2 separate regions of the Homo sapiens genome follow, and region 1 is linked to region 2. The links are chromatin loops, found by intact Hi-C in ENCODE. Cell type or tissue: PC-3. All regions are shown on one strand. Each heading gives the region's core, and the rest is flanking DNA. Links, peaks and the distances in the headings are about the cores only.

Evidence for each region. Hi-C counts contacts between places; a loop is a spot of excess contacts. Peaks named below come from ENCODE experiments on the same cell type or tissue, not always from the same donor. Only the 100,000 strongest peaks of a DNase experiment are listed, where the experiment ranks them.
Region 1: it touches region 2 in a loop (3-fold over the local background); 2 of 110 quality-filtered maps call a loop at or near these places.

What each region holds. Positions count from the first base shown.
Region 1 is chr2:145,618,054-145,629,109 of GRCh38, forward strand. It overlaps LOC105373664 (a long non-coding RNA gene), which reads right to left. Exons shown (of 8, transcript XR_923414.2): 2 at 2,818-2,909. Among named protein-coding and RNA genes, the nearest start is that of LINC01966, 740 kb to the left of the region's middle. In PC-3, for the core only: no CTCF peak of the experiment used is centred there; a DNase peak (open chromatin) is centred at 5,278; H3K4me3 peaks cover 582 bases; H3K27ac peaks cover 2,363 bases.
Region 2 is chr2:145,754,423-145,765,478 of GRCh38, forward strand. LOC124908059 (a long non-coding RNA gene) reads left to right here and starts at 3,239. Exons shown (of 2, transcript XR_007088682.1): 1 at 3,239-3,341; 2 at 10,281-11,056. In PC-3, for the core only: a CTCF peak has its summit at 5,310; a DNase peak (open chromatin) is centred at 6,639; H3K27ac peaks cover 1,537 bases.

The DNA of each region.
Region 1 (11,056 bases), core at 2,095-10,094, 140 kb before region 2:
GAATCATTTCAAAGGTCCTCAGTATTTTGAAAAGTATTCAGTGTGTTAGTCATTTTTACATTGGTTATTTCAGTTCTTTATTATCTGGGTGAGTCAAGGATGTTTTCTTTTCTTACATCACAGAATACTTTTATGCCAAGCAATTCTTAAAAATTCATTCCCTGTAGATTATTTTTTACTCTCTTTTAAATGCACTTCTCTCTCTCTCTCTCTCTATGTATATATATATAGATAGATAGATATAGATATACACATGTATACATATAGATATAGATATATACATATATAGATGGATAGATATCATTGTAGGTAAACTTCCTTTGTTTCAATGATTTTAATTTTTATATTTTAGAACTGGATATTTGCTACCATTTTTTAAAGAAAACATTTCAGTTGTATAGAGGTACCAAGATTTTTCTCTAGCACGGTAGATTAGATATTGCATGAGCAACAATCTCAGACTTTAAAATGATCATATTTACTTACCTACTTTTAATACATAAAATATTTACTACAAAACAAAAAGACAAAGAAGAGATTCTGAATATGCTCTCACAAATCTATTTTGTTTTATGTGTATTAAACATTTGTAAAGTATTCATTGTTTACCAGCTAGTCATTTTTCAGCAATTGGAAATAAGTGTTTAATTTTAAATGTCTTTTTTCTACAATTTTGTTTGGTAAAAAACAGCCAGTTGGATACTGTCATTTATTACTCTATATGTTCACTCTTTACTTGGCTTGAGAAATTGTGAGTACATAAAGTAAAGCAACTTTTCGAAGAAAATGTATTATTCCTCCAAACCTTAACTTAGTATTAGCATAACTTACTATATTACAAGTTACTTTTTACTTTTGAATTTTTAGTCTTTGATATTTCTGTGATTGATCTAGAAAGCAAAAGTCCTTAAAAATCATACTCAATCCACTGCCATTCCCTGCCTTCTTAACATTTTAATATATGTTTATTTCAACATCAATAGTATCATTGCAAAGAAAGAAAAAATAATCCACAGCAGATCACATTATGCCTAGAATATGTTAATGGCAGGGGAATGGAAGAATAGCAGCCACTATTTTCCTATAATGGTAGGAAGGTTTTAGGGGCTAATTCAAAAAAATTTTAATGTGGATGAATCATGGCATTTCTATCACTAATATGTTGAGCCTCTTATTGCCTCATTGTTGAATCTTGAACTATTTCTCTAATCTAGAACTTAATGGCCCACAAACATTAAGATCATGAGAATTTTACACATACCTTGTATCATCATCAATATAAATGTAGATCATTCCACAAGGGCAGGGGCCATCTACTGTAAGATGTTCACTACATAAACTAATCTCAGTAGTGCTTATTTTCTTATCTTTTGTCCTGTAAGATTGTATGTACTTTGAAGGCAGAGATAATTTCATACTGACTGTTGAATACTTAACAAAATCATTTCACCTATTATTGAAATCAATAATTATGAAGATATTTCTCCCTTCAAAGAATAAGAAAATAAGGTCCAAGAAATCAGATAACCTTTCTAAGTCTCACAAGTAATTAGTAGCATAGCAGACTCTAGGTCTCCTGACTTACAGACTGATTTATTCCTTGGCTCTCTTTTTACTTTCCTGAAACTTCTCTATGAACTTCCTACATCCTTTCTCTTGCCTTGAATCCACTTCAATTAATAACTAATGAATATATATATGTGTGTGTATATATAAAATATAATTCTAATAACTGATGAATATATGTATATACACACATACATATGCAATAAACATATGTGTATATATTTATTATATATATGTATATACACATATAATGTATGTATATACACATATAATATATGTATATACATATATAATATATGTATGAATATATATAATGTATGTATATTCATATGTATATGTATATACTTATAATGAATATATGTGTATACACACATATATATATTTATTATTTATTAGGTAGAATGTAGGAAGTTTATAGACAAGTTCCAAGAAAGTGACAGAGGCAAGGAATAAATCAGTCTATAAGTCAGGAGACCTGGAGTCAGCTATGCAACTAATACATACATATATATATACATACATACACACATAAACACACACACACGTACTTTTTAACTTCAGTAGCAATTTCTAGAAATCTCAACGAAAAATTTTGCCAAAAGTTTTTTCCACTTCTACTACCATTGTCAGGAGAAAACAGTCACAGGCCTTTATGTTCTTGTTCAATCCTTGTCTGAAGGAAATATTGGACTTGTAATGCTGCACATATGTTATGTAAATTATCGTAGCACTTTGTATTGCTTTGACCTTTATAACACCCTATAATTTGATTGGCTGACTAGTCAAGTTGATAGTGTTTACAGTCTTGCCCTTACTTGGATGGACATGATAAGATATTCCAATCTAGCCAATCAAAAAATAGAATATCAAAAAGGTCAGAGTAGTATAATGTTTTTTTAAACTACAGTCTTCTCTTTCCTGGTCAAATATATGCATTCTCATAAGAAAATAGAGAAGTCATGTGAAACGCAACATATCTGAGAATAAAAAATGTAATGAATATTTTATTTGATTACATTGATGTCAACTTTCCTGTTTTTAAAATTGATTGTCCTAGGAGAACTGCTTAGATTTTTACCAAGGCTGTGTTGTCACAGATTGTGTTTTACTTTTCTTTGAATCTCTAGAACCTATAGTAATATCATAATACAGTGCTTAGTATATATTGATTAAATAAATAAATTTGAATATCAAAACTGTCTCACTCTCTTCCCCTTTCCTGTATAAGGTAACACATAAGCAGAAGTTTACCTTCTTCTGGGTGTCCTTGGTAGCCTTATCTCTTTCTTTCTGAAGTTCCTCAAGGCTCAATGCCAGGCCCTCTTCTCACCATATTGTTTTTCCTGGGGAATTTTATTGAACATAGTTCAATTATCATTCATAAGCTGATGACTTTCAAATGTGCATTTCTATTACTCTCACCTGAGTTCTTGATTCTTATATCTTATTGCCTATTTTAAATTTTCAATTGAGTCCCAGAAGGAACTCAATTTTATTATGTACAAAAACAAACTCAAACTTGTTTTCCTCCAAGTGTCCTTATCTCAGTCAATGGCACCATCATCTAGGGGTTATCCTTGACACTGTCCTTACTCCTGCACAACATATTACTAAGAACAGTAGCTTTTACCTCTTTAATATCTTCTTAATGTATTTACCTTTATTTTTCATCACTGGGACTTTCCTAGTCAAAGGTGCCATCATCTCTTACCTTGGCCATTAGGTACTCACCTGTTGTTCTGCCTGCCATCACTTTCATAGAGAATCCAGAGTTGCAATTTAAAAATAAATTATTGACAATGCCATTACCTCTCCCATTTTCTTCCTCTTTAATATTCCATTTTTCTTAGTTTACAGATAAAATCTCTTATATTGTCTATAGGACTAATATCTGTGACACCTGAAGACACACTCTCTCTCCCCCTCTATGCTGCAACTACGCATTCTGGTTCTTATAATGTTCTCTCTTGCTACAGGGGCTTTTGCTTCTGTATCTTAGTCTGGCTAAAGTCTTTTTTTCTAGTTATGAATGGAACTAAGAACAGATATTTTTGTCCACTAAATAAGTGGATATTTAACACCTTTGAAAAGACAGGAAAACAATGGGCAGACGTGTTCCTGGAGAATATAGACTCATCAACCGGGAAGAAAGCAAAAACAAGGATAATATGTTTCCCAGTCTTCTCTGAATCCACTGGGAAATATCAGAGAAAACCTTTAATCCAAGCAAAGAGTAAAATTATTCCAGGCAGATATGGGACATACTTTTGCAGTTAAATGTATGTTCTATAATAATTATTGTATGATAAATCTGGTCATCAGCAAAGAACAGAAATAAAAGTCAGAATATCAATCCATCTATGTCTGTGCCCTTGGCTTCAGGACAAGGCTGATTTGACTTTCACTCTGCAACTCTCCTTCTTCCTAAGTCAGGTGGATTAGAGAAGAAGTGAGTTTATCTAACTTTTTTGTCTTCCTCAATGTCTGTCAAATATTTAGTATTTGTAATTCCTAGACTTTTAAATTTTTCCATTCTTACACATAATGTTTTACTCATTTATTAATTTATAGTTCATTTGTTTATGCATATGCTTAAAAGAATTTTATTGAGATGTTGTGCTAGAAACAGGGATATACAAGACAAACAATAGCAAAGTTCCTAACTTCACGAAGCTCAGAGTCCAATAGAGAAGAGAGATTTAATAAAACAAGCAGACAAAGAAAGTAAATGTTGTAACTTTTGGCAAAATGCAATTGAGAAAAGTATCTCAGTGTCATGAAGGGATCTAACAAAGGATCCTAGTTGACTAAAGAATGCTTCCTGGAGGAAGTGATATTGGGACTGAGATCTGACTGATGAGTAGGAGTTAGCTAGTATAAACCTGATCATGTATGTCACTCCACTGCCTGAAATACTCCAGAAGCTTCCCCCTTCTTAAAGTGAAATTCAAACTCCTGACCACGGTCTTAAAGGCCTTTTCTGGAAATTCTCCCTTTCAGACTTTCATATACTGTGCTTCCCTTTGTCATTCCATTGTTAGCTTAAATTTTACCTTCACAAATTCCAGTCTAAAGAAACAGAGCTTTGCCCAACTAATTTTAATGTTTTTTTACAAATCTTATTTTTCTCTGAAATTGCATATTTGTAGTTGTGGTTGTTGTTGTTGATCACCTGCCTCTCTCAGTAGAATATAAACTCCGTAAGAGAATAATCCTTCTGTCTTTTGTTCCTCCCTATATCTAAATCACCTCATGCGGCACTGTCACATAGAAGAAGCTTACTAAATACTTCTTCAATTAATGAATACTGTTTAGATTAGGAGAATCCCTAAGTGAATTATAGCACCTTTTCGAATCAGTGTGGCCTTTTGCTTTGGAACTTTGTTAAATTTAATTTTCAAACTTTGGATTTCATCTTAATTTGAATGCGAAACTAAACACACCAAAGTGACTAATTAAATAAAAAGAAAGTATATATTTAGTATAACCAAGACAATATAGGTAATGCATTACTTTTCCTTACTCCTATAGCCTTCTTAACCATGAAAGAATAGCTATAGATATAAGTGAATTGAATTCCATTCACATTTTAAATTTCATTCTCAAAGTACCAAGGGTAAGGTCAAACTTGATTTTCTGGAAATATTTGCCTTTTTTTTTGTCCCTTAGTCAAGCCAGAGTCATCTGGCATCCTTACAAGGACCTTTCCTGCTTCTGTGGGTTATAAACTATGTGTGGGACAGACCAGTTATTATTTACTCAGGCGTTGGTATATTGTTTGATGAAACAGTCAGCAGAATGGTCAAAGGAGAAACAATTTAGGGGTTAAATGAGAAGTAAGTTGTATTTTTTCCCCGCTTTTTTCCTATAGGCTCAATGTAAAAACTGCGGTTTTCTCTGCTTGGGAAAAACATAATAAATTACTAAGTTTCTTGTTTTCAGCAACAGTAGAGGATATGTCTAAAAACCTAGGCAATGTGTTTTAATGAAAAACCACCAGTTTTAATGCGAAATATGAATGAGACAAACAAATCAAATGAAGTTAACCAAACAATATTTACCAACTAATATCGTACAGTTACCTTAACGACAAAGAAATTGGACATTTGGGGATTTGTGGTTAAAACCCAAAACGACCTACCATAATCAAACAAGTTCTGTAAAATTCCACAGTTCATCATAAAATTCATGGAGAGTCTGTTTCATCTACCAGAAAATTTCCTTCTTCACTCTCACATAACTAATTCTCCCAATCTATGAGTAAGATTATGCTTCAGGGAAATGTAATCCTTAATTGCTAGCCTAAGTCATTGGTAGTTTGAGAGGTACTGATTTAGCTGTTGCTAGAAAATTGAATAGCAGAATGTTGGAAGTGGAAGAAAATTAGAGACTATGGGCCCACCCTTTGGTATTAGAGAGGGTGTGTGACGGTTCAACAAAATGTCTTGTAGTTTATTAGCAACTAACTCAGATTCTGCTTGAATTCTCATGTCTTGCCACAGCATCTAGTCAACTTCTCATTAGCTGGATGCTGCTTGGGCCACTACTTGTTACTGCATTGCTGCTCAATAGAATTTCATTTCTATGTGGTTTGTTTAATAACCACACAACATAGAATCATCTAAATGTACCATCAGGTAAAGCTTATTGTAAAGTCATGACAGATTTCAAGAGATAGGGGCTCACATCATCATTATTATTATTATCATTATTATTAGAGTCAGGGTCTCCCTCTGCCACACAGGCTGGAGTGCAGTGACATTATATTGGCTCAATGCCGCCTCGACCTCCCAGGCCCAAACTATTAGGAGCTCATATTAAATAATCATTGGAACACCTTTCAGCTCTCTCTAATAAGAAGCTGGATGATATGAGAACTATGTTAAGATCGTATGTAATTTTTTAAAATCACAAAAGTGAATGGGCTTTGGAAAATAAATAAAATAGTAAAGTCTCTCTACTCCTGAAGATTTTAAGTACTGTGCTTATACTCTTGCTAGAAAACCATGAAAACTTTCTCCATTATCATCATCTATTCTGATCAGCCCGGTAGTCAACATTGTCAATGGTGTGCACTATAATTGAAGGGGAAAAAAAGAAATTATTTCTGACTTATCTCATTTCAAATGCACGCTTGCATGATGATGTATTACACAAAGCCATTATCACAATTAAGTTAAAGCAAAGCTTGTGACCACCTAAAATGTTTGATTTTTCTCTTAACAAAAATAATAAAGAGATTTAGTCCAAAATAAGGAAATCAACTGTATAAAAAGAGATAAAGCATGATTTTACAGGAAGAAGGATTTCAATGTAGAAAATTCCTTTGTCAATATATTTTAAAAATTCTACTTTGGACCCACTATCACATATTCAATATTTTAGCAAGAAGGGAATTTCCTCCCTCCCCTCCACTGTGTATATTTCCTCTCTCCCCTCCTCTTCTGTATATTTGGTATACAGATACCAGATCCTTGCTTTATAACCCATGGAAACCTACCCAAAGATCAGAGGCATATGAGATTAAAATCTGGGGCATAATTTTCTAAACAGTATGTGTTGGGTCTTTTTGGAAATTTATTGGTCAAAACATTTTTTGTAAAATGGAAAGAAGATTTTAGTAGAGGAGAAACATTTCTATCAAGAGAACCTAAACAGTAGTTTCCTCAGATTTTCATGCCACTCCCCCAACACGTGATTCTTCTCTAAATCCCTGGCTGAGCAAGGAACCATTTTAATTAGACTCTGAGGCAAGCAACATTGTGTCCATGGTAACAGGTATAAAAAGAACTTAAAAAAAAAGAAAAAAATAAGAAAAAAATGTGATAACTGAAAATGTGTTTAAATCATGATAAAAGGATTTAAACAGATGTTATTTTTTTCAAAGTGTTATTTTAAAAAAGAATTTTAAAGGGCTCTTGATATGAGAAAAAATCATTTTTGGATGTATCTTTAGGGAAGGTTTCTCACTCCTAAATTCTGTAGTTCATGATTGCTATGGGTGAGTTGGATGCCTGTTAAGTGAAAGGGGCGCCCAAGGGGAGAAATCAGAAAGTAAAACCAAGGTACCTTCAGGTAGATGCTTCAGATCAGGTGAGCTAAAGTCTCTGCAGTGTTGTTTAGTAGGCTGCATGTGTTACGGTCCTTTTTTATTAAAGTTTGTGTTCAGAAAAGAGAAAGTACAGGACTTGAGTTTTGGAGACTGGTAGGGGTGTGGATAAACCTGGATATATTGCTTAGAAAATGACAAAAAATGAAGAAGCATAGAGCAGTGTATCCTTCAGTGGTAGATGCACTTGCTTCCACAGCTTTAGACAAGCCTGAACTTATGTGAAATAATTTTCTTACACTATGAATTTGACCACCTCTTTATTATGTGCATTCTCTCTCTCTATATATATATATAGATATATAATTCATTTTATATATGATGTATATAATTCATTCACTTTAGATATATATAATATATTGCATATATTATTTATGTATATATATATAGAGAGAGAGAGAGTGAGACAGAGACAGAGAGAGGGAGACAGAGAGAGGCAGTCATAGTCAAGAGGTTATCCCTAGCAACCCACATTTTCAGAATCAGTAGAAAGTCATTATGAACAAGGCCAAGGTAAGAAGAGGGGCTTGTCCTCATGTTGATTTTTTGTTTTTCTGCCAATTACTTTCTCCAGGAATAGTGATTCTGCCACTTTGTTTGAAATATACAAATGACTCCCTGAAGTTAATTGTCCCTCAGAAAGCCCAGGCAAATTCCATGGAACTAAGTGAAGGGTAAGTTATAAGAGGAAACCCAGAGAGAGTAGTAGGAAAGGAGACTTTGGGCCTGGCAGAAGGATGGCTTATTTTGGCTGGATTCCTTCTGAAGCTTAACTACCCACTGATTGAAAGCAAATTGGATGTTAAGGAAGGCTGGAGTGCCCATGTGAAGGAAAACAAACAAGCAGTGACCCTAAGTTGGTCTTGGAGGAAGTCAAATCTCTTGTTGCTTTGCCTCAAATGTTGAAAGAACTTAAATACAGCTTTGTGTACAACATAATTTTCAGTTATTTGGATTTTTGTAAATAAACTGGTTATCTGAGAAAATACCAGCCAGTAGAGGTGAACTCTGAAGAGTAGGAGAGAATGTGGGAAAATAAATTAAAGTATTTTATTTTAAATTTGTTCTTAGATTTGATATTTAAATTAATAGGCTTTCTAAGAGTAGTAAGTCTAGATTTATCATATAAGATAAAGAGTATAACAGCATAGCACTGATTATAAATCATTTTTTATTGAACGGGGAATTACATTTCATACATCATTCACAAATTGATATAGTAATTACAAAAATATTCCTGATTCTACATACACATACAAACGAACTCACGCACGTGAAGACATACTCATATAAACATATACACATAGATATTCACACTTACATGCAAACAGGAAAAAATCAGCTGTACATGGAATCTCATATTATAGATGGATTTCACTTCTGCTACTCTATTACAATGTGAGTATAATACCTACTTACAATTAAATTCTACACTCTGAAGTTTCATTTTACACTCTCTCAATTTGCCTAAGTGCAAAATTGTATGTGTTTGTGAAGACATTTGTAATAAAAGGAGAATCTTTTCCCAAAGTTTTTATTTTTGGATATCATTTCTATGATATTAATAGGTGTCCCATAAGGAAAAGGTCTCCATAGCTACATGTGTTTATAGAAATTATGGTTTAAACTCATCTTTTTCATGAAAAACTTCAAGATTTTTAACTTATTTATTATGAATCTCTCAATGAGAGTTATTCTATATTGGCCAAACAAATTTGTTCATGGAAAGTTATTTTCGCAGCATCTTCTAAGAAAAATAAAACATAAGATGAGATACATTGACAAATAGAAGGTCACTGTGGTTCAAACAGTTATTGTTCAAAGTCTACATCCTTTTAAAATGAATGCTAGTTGCATATCTACTAGGCCAAACACTGTACAACAGCTTGTTTTGTCCTTGGGATAACCCCATGAGATACATGTGAATATCTGCCTTTAATGAACAAACAAGCTAAGACCCAAGAAGGCTAAATATTTTTTCTCAAGTCCATGCGGCTAACAAAGATGAAGCTAAATCTTGAAATAATGTGTTCTGTAGACTATGTTCTACCAGAAATGATAAGCAGCCTACTGACTTATTTTTCAAATCAGCATCCATGCATGCGCTATGCAAGTAAGAGTACAGTTTTGAGAAAGGAGAGTATTTCTCTTTACGTCATGATTTTAGAGGTGCCAGGAAACCTGCCCCCCTCCTCAAAATGCCTTCTCAAACCATCTACATAATGCAAAACTTCTGAGTAGAAATGCTTCTTTTAAAAGATTTATTTTCTCCTCTGAAAAATGCAAATATTCTTGCAAATTCTTTAACACTGTCTCAATACTTTAAAGAAGTTCCCAAATCTGGCTGAGCAGCAGCAATTACTTAGAAAAAACTTTAAAAATATATAGACACCTTACAAAACCCTAGATCTTTTCAAACATAGTAGCTAAAGCTGGAGTTGAGAAATCTTTATTAATATTTTGAAGTTCCCAGGTAATTTTAGTAATTATTACTTAAATCTCTATCAATCTTTTCCCTTCTCAGTGTGAATGGACTAATTAGAGAGACATTAAAACAGTACAGAACTGTAAATTTGGAGTCACAGGATTTGAATTGAAATCTCAGTTTCACCACTTAATCTCTATAAGAGGCTGGACAAAATAAATCGTCCCTTTTTGACTTAAATGTATTCATTTTATAATGGGGATACTAATATTTCTCAAATATTGTTATTATTATTAAAATATATAATGACGGCAAAGAGCTTTTTGTATGCTATATACTTGTTGTTTCATCTTCTTTCTTAAGAGTACAGTTTTATTCCTGGTGCCACATGGAAGAATTAAGACACTGTTTCAGCATTGAAAAAGACAGGCTGATACAGAAAAGAAAAGGACACAGCCAGGAATAGGGGCCTCCCGCGTTTCTCCTTGGCCTTTCCATATTTGTGCTTCTTCCCTGGGTCTTTTTCATCAGAATGAAACTGAAGGACACTTTGGCCCCAGAGGTGTCGTCATGACTGAGTCTGGATCAGATTCGGCTTACTTGAGCCTTTCTTGTTGGCAGCTATTGTGGCTTTAAATAAAGTCGCGTCTATGAAAAAGCAGACCAGACTAGGCTCAAAGGAGAATCCCCATTCTTGATGACACTGTTATCTGAGTATACCACTTCTAAAATATGATACTGACCAAAAAGGGGATTCATATGATCTATTTCCAGAGTTTAGGGTGCAGTCTTAAGAAACAGTTTCTTGCAGCAGAGTGAGACCACATCTTAACAAAAAAAAAAAAAAAAAAAAAAATTAGCTAGGCATGGTGGCATGTGCCTGTGGTCCCTGCTACTTGGGAGGCTGAGGTGACAGGATTGCTTGAGCCTGGGAAAGAAATAATTTTGTTTTGCTT
Region 2 (11,056 bases), core at 1,766-9,765:
TTCAGTAATAAACCAATTACAGGTTCTTACCACATTGCTAAGATACTGGATGAAAAGTTTTAACTATAGAGTTCGGTTAAAGTGGGTAATGGAAAACACAGCACTATGTTTCCATTTGTTTCTGATTTACTACTTCCAGCTCTACATTTATTCCTCTTAGATTTCCTGGATTTTTGTTTACTTGGTTTTTGTTTTCATTTCATTTCCAAGACTATTTGTCTGCTTTTTACCTTTGCATTCTCTTGTTTTGTTTAGGAAGCACAGTCGTCTACATTTTTGCTGGAAATATGGAAAAGCACTATGGCTAATGGAATGACTTGATGCCAATGATCTACCCTTCCGCTAAGCCATCAGGCTCTGCTCCTCACTCTGACAGCAGTGGACTCAGCCCATGGCACCACCCCCACTTCCAGCATCACCTGCAGGGCCTGGGCCAGTGGTTCTTTGTGTGCCATCCATTTTCTGCCTTTTCTTAGATGAATCCAACTAGTAATTGATTTTGTTATTCAGAGAATCCTAGAATCCTAGTGTTGGATGGAGGCTTACAGATCAGCCTCTTCACAAATTTCTCCTAGCATGGAGATCTGAGTATTGCTTGAACATGTTTTGAAGAAGCACTCTCTCCTCTTCTAGGCTTTCTATTCCATGTTTGTTTATTGTCTCACACCAGTCAGGAAATGGGGCTACAGCGGTAAACAAAATTGCCTCTGCAGAGCTTGGAATTGAGTACAGAAGAAGAATCACCCCGTAATTGCAAAGATGTTGAAAGTTCATCAGCATTGTTCACTACCGTCTTTCCTAGGTTGAATCTGAATCAAACCCACATGTCATGAACACCCACTCATGTCTTCATCTGCCTGCTGAAATTCCAGGTGGTATTCTTCTTCTATATGATGGCTTCTGGACACAGTAAATGAGTTCTTGCCCATTTCAGGGGTTTTATTTCTTTAACTCCCACAGCCCTGAGACCTTGACAGGAGTTGACTGCTCCATAAATGCCTGGCTCTATCAGGAATGTCAGCTTTGGTCATTGTAGCTGGACTTTGGACCTAGCTGAAGTTGCAGAGACTACTGGCACCCAAACTAGCCCTTTAATATGTTGAAGAATAGATGAGACACACTTTGCAAGATTTCAAATGAGAAAAAAATAATGTGAAATACCTGCCACTATGACTGACTTCATATGAAAAACTGTAGTGAGGGACATGAGAACTAAAAGTTTTAAACTTTATGATGGAATAGTTTTACATAATACTTTTGTTAACACTACGAAGGTACAAAAAACTACACCAAAACTCATAAACGTGATTACAAATGGGGAAAAGAGGGGCCATAGGTAGAAAAAAAATATGTTGTAATGTGCAAATGTTATATTACTTTTATTTTGTACCATTGACTGCATTAACGATTCACAATTCCATGAATTTAAAAAATTGTGTTATCACCATCTAAAATTGGTTTAAAAAAAGTAAAAATAGGAAAAATAACAAGAGAAAAAGATTTTTTTTCAGTCTTGAATTTTGAGAGTCATGAAAATATCTGCCAGAGTTTAGCAGAATTTTTAAGCTTTGATTCTTGTATGAAACCCAAATCCCTTCCCTGGGCAAACAAAATTACACAGTTTGTAGCCAAAAAAACCATAAAGACAATAAAAATAAAAACAAACCAAAATAGAAAAATTTCTGAGTCTGCAAGGAGAGACTTCAGGCTCCAGTGTCTTCAGACCTACTATCTTGAGCTAAAGGCAAAGCTCTTACAGAGGAACAGGCTTATGAGGAAAACATCTTTGTACCGAGATCTTCATGTGTTCACCTTTGACTTGGCATAGAATTGAAGATCTAGAATTACAACTCTGCAAGACTTTTTTCAGATGTTTTTTTCATAACATCACATGTTCAGAGCTGAATGTGTGAGAAATGGAATATTCTGTACATATTGTAGAAGCTAATTAAAAGATGCTGATGTTACACAGTCCTGAGATCTATTCCTACCTTTGTCACAAAGCACTTTGCTTAACTTCTTTAAGCCTTAGTTTATTTATAAAATGAAGATAATAATATATACATACCATATATATATATATATATATATCAGGGTTTGTTTGTTTTTTTTTTGTCAGAGTTTTGCTCTTGTTGCCCAGGCTGGAGTGCAGTAGTGAGGTCTCGGCTTGCTACAACCTCTGCCTCCCAGGTTCAAGTGATTCTCTTGCCTCAGCCTCCCAAGTAGCTGGCATTACAGGTGCCCACCACCACACCCAGCTAATTTTTTGTATCTTTAGTATAGACAGGGTGTCATCATGTTGGCCAGGCTGGTCTCGAACTCCTGACCTCAGGTGATCCACATGCATTGGTCTCCCAAAGTGCTGCGATTACAGCTGTGAGCCACCATGCCTGGCCTCAGGGTTCTTACGTTAATAAAATGACATATTTTAGGTTCTTAGCAAAGTGATTTATCACATACTGAGTGCTGAATAAATGTTGGCTATTATTTTCAGGTTACTGCTCAGAATCCGGTAGTAGTCTTGTTCTAATAGTTCTTGCTATCTCAAGTTATAACTCTTTTATGTAGTCAGGCTGTGTTCTTTTCCCCTGCTCAGTGTCTATTGTGTGGCTTGAAGTAGCAGCATAACCACTCAACCACTCTCTGTTTGTAGGGTTCTGTGGTGTTGACCCCAACACCCTGTTCCAGATGTGTCCTCCAAACCAGGACTGCCGAATTAGCATAGTCCAATCCTCTGGCAATAATAATTAGGCCAAGGTTGAGCACTGGACCAAAGTCTGGCCAATAGGATTTAATTATATGGCTTTACTTTTAGAACTTTTGTCTGTTAATGTTTTATTGGACTTTCTATTAATTCTTAAAAGTCTGATGGTGCTGGTTACCACCCAGTATTCCTCTTAGATGTGGGTTACTAGGGTCCCCATCCAAGGCATACTCTTGCTCCCCTGCCCTGCCCTTTCCTAAGGAGCAAAGGAGACATGACTACCGGAAACATACCCCTGCCTTGGTACAAAAACACTAGAATTTTCTGCCAAACAGTTGTCAGTTTCCAGGGCCCAAAATAGGCCCCTTTTTAGGCTCCATATTCAGGGAGAGGGGAAGGACTTCAAGCCAGGCATCCCTATTTTACACAAGCCTAAAATGTACATTTGCAGGCCCTGAAAGCGTTTGGAGCATGCTTAGGGCAAATATTTGTAGTCAGTGTGCCTAAAAGTGAAACCAAGGATGAGACAAGCAATCAAGGGACTGAGACAGAGTCTTGATGGACTTCTTTGAGTTCTAGATCCAGCTATGTGAGAAGCAAGACTAACCCTTGGATTTTCGAGCTCCTGAGTCAATAGGTTAGTTTGAACATGTTTTCTTTCATTTGTAACTCAGAGGGTTCTGTCTGAGACACTTTTCCTTTGTACTCCATCCTGAATTGACATTCCTTTATCTGTAATCATAACACCACTTATAATATTCAGAACTTTATCATATTCTCTAATTATTTAATGCAGGAGAATTTTTCTTTCTCAAGATTTCCAAAGGATGTTTGCAAGCTGTGCAAGAGGATGGAGTTTGGACTCACTCTGATGTGACTAAATGTATGACCTTGAATAAGTTAGTTAACTTCCTTGATACTTAGTTTCTTCATCGTTAAAATGGAAATAAGCCTACTCAAAGTTCTAGGATTGCTTAAGAGATTGAATGTAATCAGCCTTGTACACAATAGTCATTCAACAAATACCTTGATCATTTCCTTGAGGGCCTTGGCTGTAGAAGGTAAGAAAACCAAATTAACTGATTTAAGTAAAGTGTCTTTTTAATTTAAATATATATTTTTTTAAACATTTTTGTGGGTACATAGTAAGGTGTATAGAATATGATAAAAGAAGCGTCTTTTAAAAAATCATTAATGTAATATCTCATGGAGAAAGACGTAGATAGGCAAGGGTTAGCTGGTAGCAGGGACACAAAAACCAAACTATTTTTTTTCAGCTCTCCTTACCTATTCCATTCTTTCCTTTTGGTGCTATCTGGCTTTGTCTCATTCTCAGTGTACAGTGAGGTATAAGGCTTCCAACAGACCCTAGGTTTGTTTGCATCTGCTTCATTCAAGAGTGCATCTAAACTGAGCTAGAAAGTTTTATTCTTATGTCAAATTTTTAGGAAGTACTCTGATTTCTTTAATTTGGACCAATCAAATGTGGCTAGGCAAGAGGTTAAAAATTGTATTAACCTTCTGCAGTAACATAAGGTTGAAGTGAGGGGAGGAGAATTCCCAAAAGATAACAGCACTGGTGCCACAAAAAAGGGAGATTAGGCTAGAAAAACATGTGATATTAGACTATAGCAATAGTTTTTAAGAAAATATTCTGAATTTCCTACCTTTCTAACAAAATACTAAGTACATGTTAGTGTACCATAAACACATGACTAAATATTTTGTGTTTTGAAACTCAAAACTGAACCTACAAACAGAGGGGCTGAGTGGTTTCTTAATCACCACACAGCAGGGGAAATAAATCAGCAATGAGACTTGACCTCTTAGTCCCTTAATATGATCCCAAGAATCTTTAATTCAAGTATTTATCAAGGCTTCTTCTTTTAAAGTGACCATGTAAATCTTTAGTAGATGGCTGTTATAATGTTGATATGGACGCATTATGTATGAAAAATGGGTAGCTGAACACTTGCAGTGACTGATTTCCACGCATTAATAACCTGACCATTTAATTAAAATATAATGCCCGAGGGTCCCAATCCGCAACACAGAATGACCTAGTGAATGTCCTGTCATTGAGAGGTAGGAGAGGGATAAGAAGAAGTAACTCAGCGACAGACTGGTCACCTTTGTATCTTTGCATGACTTACTATAACTAAAGCCTAACTATGTCTGAGCCCAGAACTCCCACCTAGCAGGCTTTCTAGCTCTGTGTATGGTGTTTGGATTTTGTGCATTCCTTTGAGCTCCAAGGCTGTGAGTGCACCACAATGCAACAGAAATGTGCAAATTCCAGTGGAAGTCACTGGCACTTCTTTGGCTCCTGAAAATACACCATCATTGTGATGTCCCAGAAATAGCCACACTCTGAAGGTTGTTTCTTTAGCCAGTGTAAGCCAGAGACTCTACTGCATAAGTGGGACATGCTAGCTCAGAAACTTATAATGTAAAGTTTTCATGTTCAGCTCACTTCTTAGTTTACAAAAACCCTTATCAAAAGAGCATTCTAAATTGGAATTAGTTAGTGATCCAGGTCTCTAAAGCCCAGGACTGGAAGAAAAGATTTCTTAATTACACCAGCAGGGGCTTGGTTTCTATTCTTAGTGCATCTGGGTAATGTGGTTATGTTCATGATGCGTCTAGTTTCTGCACTGCCAGGGATAGCCTTCGGTTCATTCTATGTTAGGGTGTACAAATGGAGGGTCTCTGAGTTTGCTCTTTTTCCTGGATAGAGGTAATTCAGGATTCTCAAAAGCAACATATCAATGTAATTTTTATTGTGCTATGTCTTAGGCCAATCAGATTGAAGTTTATGTAAAACACAAAATTATTAAAACAAAGGATAATTTGATAGGAATTTTGAGTTATTTGCATATCCTGTTCAGTGAATGTCACTACTCAGCCCTCACTGAAAGTAGATCGGATTGAAACTTCCAGGCTACCTTGAGGGAGAAGTAAGGGTTACTATTCAGAGAGTATCTATGCTGCAGTTTTCTGCTAGTAGGCCATCTATGAAATGGGAAACTCAGGGTGTCTTTCTTTGCCAATAGAGCACCATCTATGTGCTTCTGTTTCTGAGAGGAAGAGTAAGTGTCAGGAATCAGTTTCCAACAATCTCTCTTTTTCTGCCTGAAAGTTGAGTTATGTGTTCTGAATTACTGTAAATTTTTATACAAACCTATGTCCTTGTGATATTGTTTGATTTATAACTTTTGGCTACCTTCAAAGTTCTGAAAAGTACAACAAAACACAGCTTAGGGAGAAAATACAGATTTCTTTTTAACAGAAATAGTTGGTGAGTTAAATCAAGGGCCCAAATATTTTTAATTGCTGTACTTTTTTATTTAAAAATATACAATAGTCTACCCTGAGGTAAAAAATAAATAGCTTGGTGTCATAAAGTTAATAGACACTATTCACAAAGTTGGGTTTAATACCAAGGCGTTTATTTTCGATCATTAAAAATCTACTTCAGATGGCAATATTCTTTTGTACAAAAATTTAACAGAAATTCATTTACATTCTTCTCCATTTTATGTTTATCTGAGGAAAATGATGCCATAAGTTCTTATGAAACAGAACAAGCCAAAAACTTTTCTTTTAACTAATCCTGATGAAGTTTGTCAAAGTAAGATTTAAGGCAAGAAGGTTGCTTCTTGGCAGGAGAATTCTGGAAGGGAAAAGTGGCTGAAACTTTGCATGGTTGCATTTGTTTCTGGTCAAGCTGCCTTATCACAATTCAAACTCTCATGCTGGGAAATTGCTCTTTCTTTGGTACCTTTTCTGCCAGAATTCAACTCTAACAACAAAAGTTTATAAACAATGAAAATTCCAGCTGGTTGACATCAGCGTCACGAAGCTTTCTCTTCACACTGATACAAATATTTACCCTGAGCTCTGGCAAGGCTTTCCTTGCCCATGTCACCCTTAATCATACATTTTTCCTTGATTGAGTTATGCTTTCCAGTATGTGATTTGCTCTGGTTTACTTTTTAACACATCCCAGAGGCTTCGTCAAAATCAACTCTGGGCAGGCCATGTCATTTGGTAGCTGCCAAACATGTTATTGAGAAGAAACTTGGCAAATATCAAACCAGTCCTCTCTAACTGCTCTAATAAATGTTTGTTCTTTTTGACCACCATTTACTTTTTAGGTCCCTGATATCCATAAAGCTATGAGCCAAGAAAGTAAGCAGAGATGCACTCAATTCCCTATAATCTATTCCCTTGAGATAACGCACCAATTTCTCTTCCAGGTACCTTATTGCAAAGAAGTTGAAAATTTCAAAGGTTTCATCAATGACTCTTTATTTCCTTCAAGAAGACACAAAGGTTATTTTCAAAAGGTTAAAACAACAGATTGATGTACTCTGTTACTGTAGTAAAGTCCACTAGAACAAATATTTGCCACACTAAAGTGACTAGTGGAGGGATTAGCACAAAATATTGCAAATATTTCTACAGAGCTTCCCTTGCCAAAATAAAACATTGGGTTCTCTGCCCTAGGTGCTTGCAAAATCATTGTGAAGTGCATTGATAATGCAGAATTTGGGGAAATTTTTCTCTCAATATTGAAATAATTGTATAAACAGGTGTCCTACCCGATAGAAATATAAATAAATATCTCAGTTACACTAGTTTATACTTATATTGCATTTATGGTTTAGAAAAATCTGGTCATTATACAAAAGCTATATATGGACCATGTGCCACTCTACTAACTCATTTGAAAATAACATGTAGTAAGCTGTGAGAGTTAAACAACTCTTTATTTTGCCTATACTGGCTTAAAAATTAATCTCAAAAATGAGATGGAACCCCCACCTCTGACACATTCATCATTCTTGTTGTTATTGTTGTTGTTTCTCTTGTAGTCCTCAGGGAATGCATGTGAGCATGCACACACACACACACACACACACACACATGCACACACACACACGTTCCTTATACACACAATATACTTTGCTTAGAGGGTCTTATTCTTTCTCTTTGCCAACATACAGCTTCATCTATGTTTTTTTTTTTTTTTTTTAAGAACCATTTTTATTTAACACAATTTGTTTAATTAATGTGATTTCAGATGGCTTGAGGATAAGTGAACACATTTAGGTGGTATAGAGGGAAGATAATTTCAGGCTTGGGAGCCCAGTAAACACACAGAACAACATTGCTCAGGAGATTGTTCACAAGCTAGTTGCCCTTGCCTTTCATTACTTAACCCAAAGAATTTTTAAAAATTCTTAGGTTTTTCAAAAGGACCTCTATGCTGTTTCTTAAGTTTTTCTCTTTTTCTCCCATGACATCATTAGTGCCATTGAAGGTACGACAGTGTTAAGTCACCTTACTCTTTTTTTACTCCTCCCTCCATCTTGCAGCTTATACATGACAATAAGTGTTCATTATTTAATAATGTTTAAATATGCAATACCATTTCTATGTTGAGGTGTGTACTTTCCAGAGCATATTGAAATGCAGTGATGTGTAACAAAACTTACCTTCTGTGATTATTAATACATAAACATATCTGAAGACCATAGTAAATAATTATTATAATCTAAGGTGTGGCCAACATATTTGAGAAAACAGGAATTTAATAAGATATTCTCTTCAGTTCCATGGAAGAAGTTGTAGCGATTTTTTGTTAATGGAATCTCATTATTCTTTTGTATCATAAGAAGTAAATGTAGTGTAGAGACATGAAAGAAATAAGCTCTGAATAGGCCTGAAGGAGTTAGAGCAACTTCGCCAATTCCTAACCTGATCAATTCCCAAGAAAGCAAGAAGAGAAATACCAAGCACTAGTCTTTATGCTAAAGACCAGGTGGAAACCAGAGTGAATGGTAGAATTTATTATCCCTACTTTACAGGCCATGGGAAGAAGACCCTGGAAATTTCACTACCTTGCTCCTGGTAATTTAACTGGTGAATGGAGATTAGAGGTTTGAACCTAGTTAGGTTTGACAAATAGGCTTGTGTTTTTTACCTCACTTGGAGTGTCCCAGTGGAGTGACCCAGAGGGCCAGATTTGGCCAAGTGTGCACTTAACTGGCCTAAGGCACTGGGGGATTTAACAAATGGATAGCCAGTTAGGGACTAACCTCACATATCTATAGGGAATCATTATAATATTCAAATTGTGGGGATTTTCTTGGAAATAAAGTTAAAAATGGGATACTCTTTGTTTTCCCTCTGTACCCTGTGGAACTCCGGAGTTCTGCAGAGGGAGGTTAGGAGCTCCTACTGAGGCTAACATGGTGGCCAAAGAGGTAGCACTGGGACCCCACCCCTGCTATTGTCTAAAGGTCCACTCTTATCTTTTTTGATACATTAGGAATCTGCATAAGACTTTATTTATATAATTAAAAAATAATGTTTTAAACCCAAGAATTTTTATGACTCAGATCTTTGAGCATATTAAAGATACTTGAGAAATAGTTTGATCCAGACCATAATTTACATAAAGTTGCAATTTTTGCATGACATCCAAAGGCCCTTAAAGTCAAGACATCAAGTCACTGATGAGACTAGGACTCAATATAAACCTGATTTATGCTCAATTTTTCAAACAGTAAGAAAGTATGAATTACTAATTATATACCTTTATGCTCCAGTTAATGTAATAAAAGATAATGTGTATAAGTTTGCTTTCATATACACCATTGAGATTGCTTATTCAAGGGACTGTATTAATGATTCAAAGGGCAGTTTTTTATTGATTTGAATTTTTCTACATTATATGCAAGTTATATCTGATAAGACAGTAGTTCTTTATTTAATTTTAACCTAACAAAGTCTATTGTGAAGCGGAAAACACTGTTTTTGAGATTTTAGTTCTTTTCAGAATTGTTCAGGACAATGCTTATATTATGAGAATATATCTGGTTAGATCCATTGAACTAGAATTTCCAGGAGTAGGAAGCAGAAAACTGTACTGTAAAATCATGCCTAGGAGGTCTTGAATAATCAATCAGATTGGAAACCACTGATGTGCCCTATTTGATTTTCAGATGTGAAAGGCTTCTTTGCAAGGAGATTATTTTATTTTTATATAAAGCTACCTAATTTTTTAAGATACCATACCTTAGGTCCAGCTCAGTCATGTTTTCCAGACATAAAGTGAAGTGCAGCTGGGAGACAGAAGCAGTATCCGTGGCAGGCCTCCATTTACACAGAGCCCATAAGAATGGCACAGCACCCAGTGAGTCTGACATGCCTGGGGGCTCTGCTGCTCCTCTTACCCACCCTCACATGAAGATGTCTCATTCATCTTTACATCCCCAGTCCTTAGCACAGTATCTGGCACATTTTAGATACTCAACACATGTGTGTTGGTTATAAGAAATAATTAATGAGGACATCATTCAAGTTCAGTGGTAAGAAACTCTCATCAAGACTTCAGTTTTTGTCCCCTTTTAATTTAACCCAATTGCTTCTTAATTTTCAGAAATTGTTTTATCTCTCTCTTTTTTTTAGGTTCCACAATAGCATTTGACTTTCTTCTCCTAACTTTAATTTGATATCTTCCTATAGTTTCCATTTCTCAGATTCCCTCCTTCATCTTCTCTTACAGGCACAGCCAATCAACCATCCATCCTCTCCTCAACCTTCCAGAAGACTGTGAGTCCTGAGAGCATAGAAACTCTCCTGATGTTGCTCCCAGACCGTGACCCGTGCTGGCAAAGCTTCTATTCCCATGTGGCTGCATGTTTCATAAGGAGAGCTACTAAAATGCAGGAAAGCACAAAGTCTTAATTGCTTGCTAGTGGGCACTCAGCCAACACGCTGTTAGCAGAATGAAATCCAATCTTAGAGAAAAAGTGCTGAACCTCGGCTCTGGATCGCCCAAGCCCCATATGGATTGCGTGTGTTTTGGGGGAAGATTTGGATATGGCAGTCTTTTTTTTCACTCTTTTGAATGGGAATGTCAATCTATGGGTTACTAGAACATTTTATTCTTAATATAATAATCCCAGCTGCAAAACAACATTAAGAGGGAACACTGCACCTCTTCTCCCCACTTATGACCTGGACAATTAATACATTCTCATTTTTTGTGCTTCTCTGAAAATACTACTTTCAATGCAATTTCCAACCAAATTGTTACTTTGAAGAATTCATACATAGTCATTCTGAAACATCCCTGCCTTGTTCTGTTGTTTGCTATTTGATCTTTGATAATTAATCTCCCTAAATCTCAGTTGACTTATCTTTATAATGGGAAAAATAAAAATGCTTTCCTGACAGGGATGCTGTGAAGACTCAATGAGATTCAAAGCTCTTGGCAGTGTGTGGCACAAACAATAATGTCCAATATATGTTAACTCCTAATTTTATTGCTAAAAATAA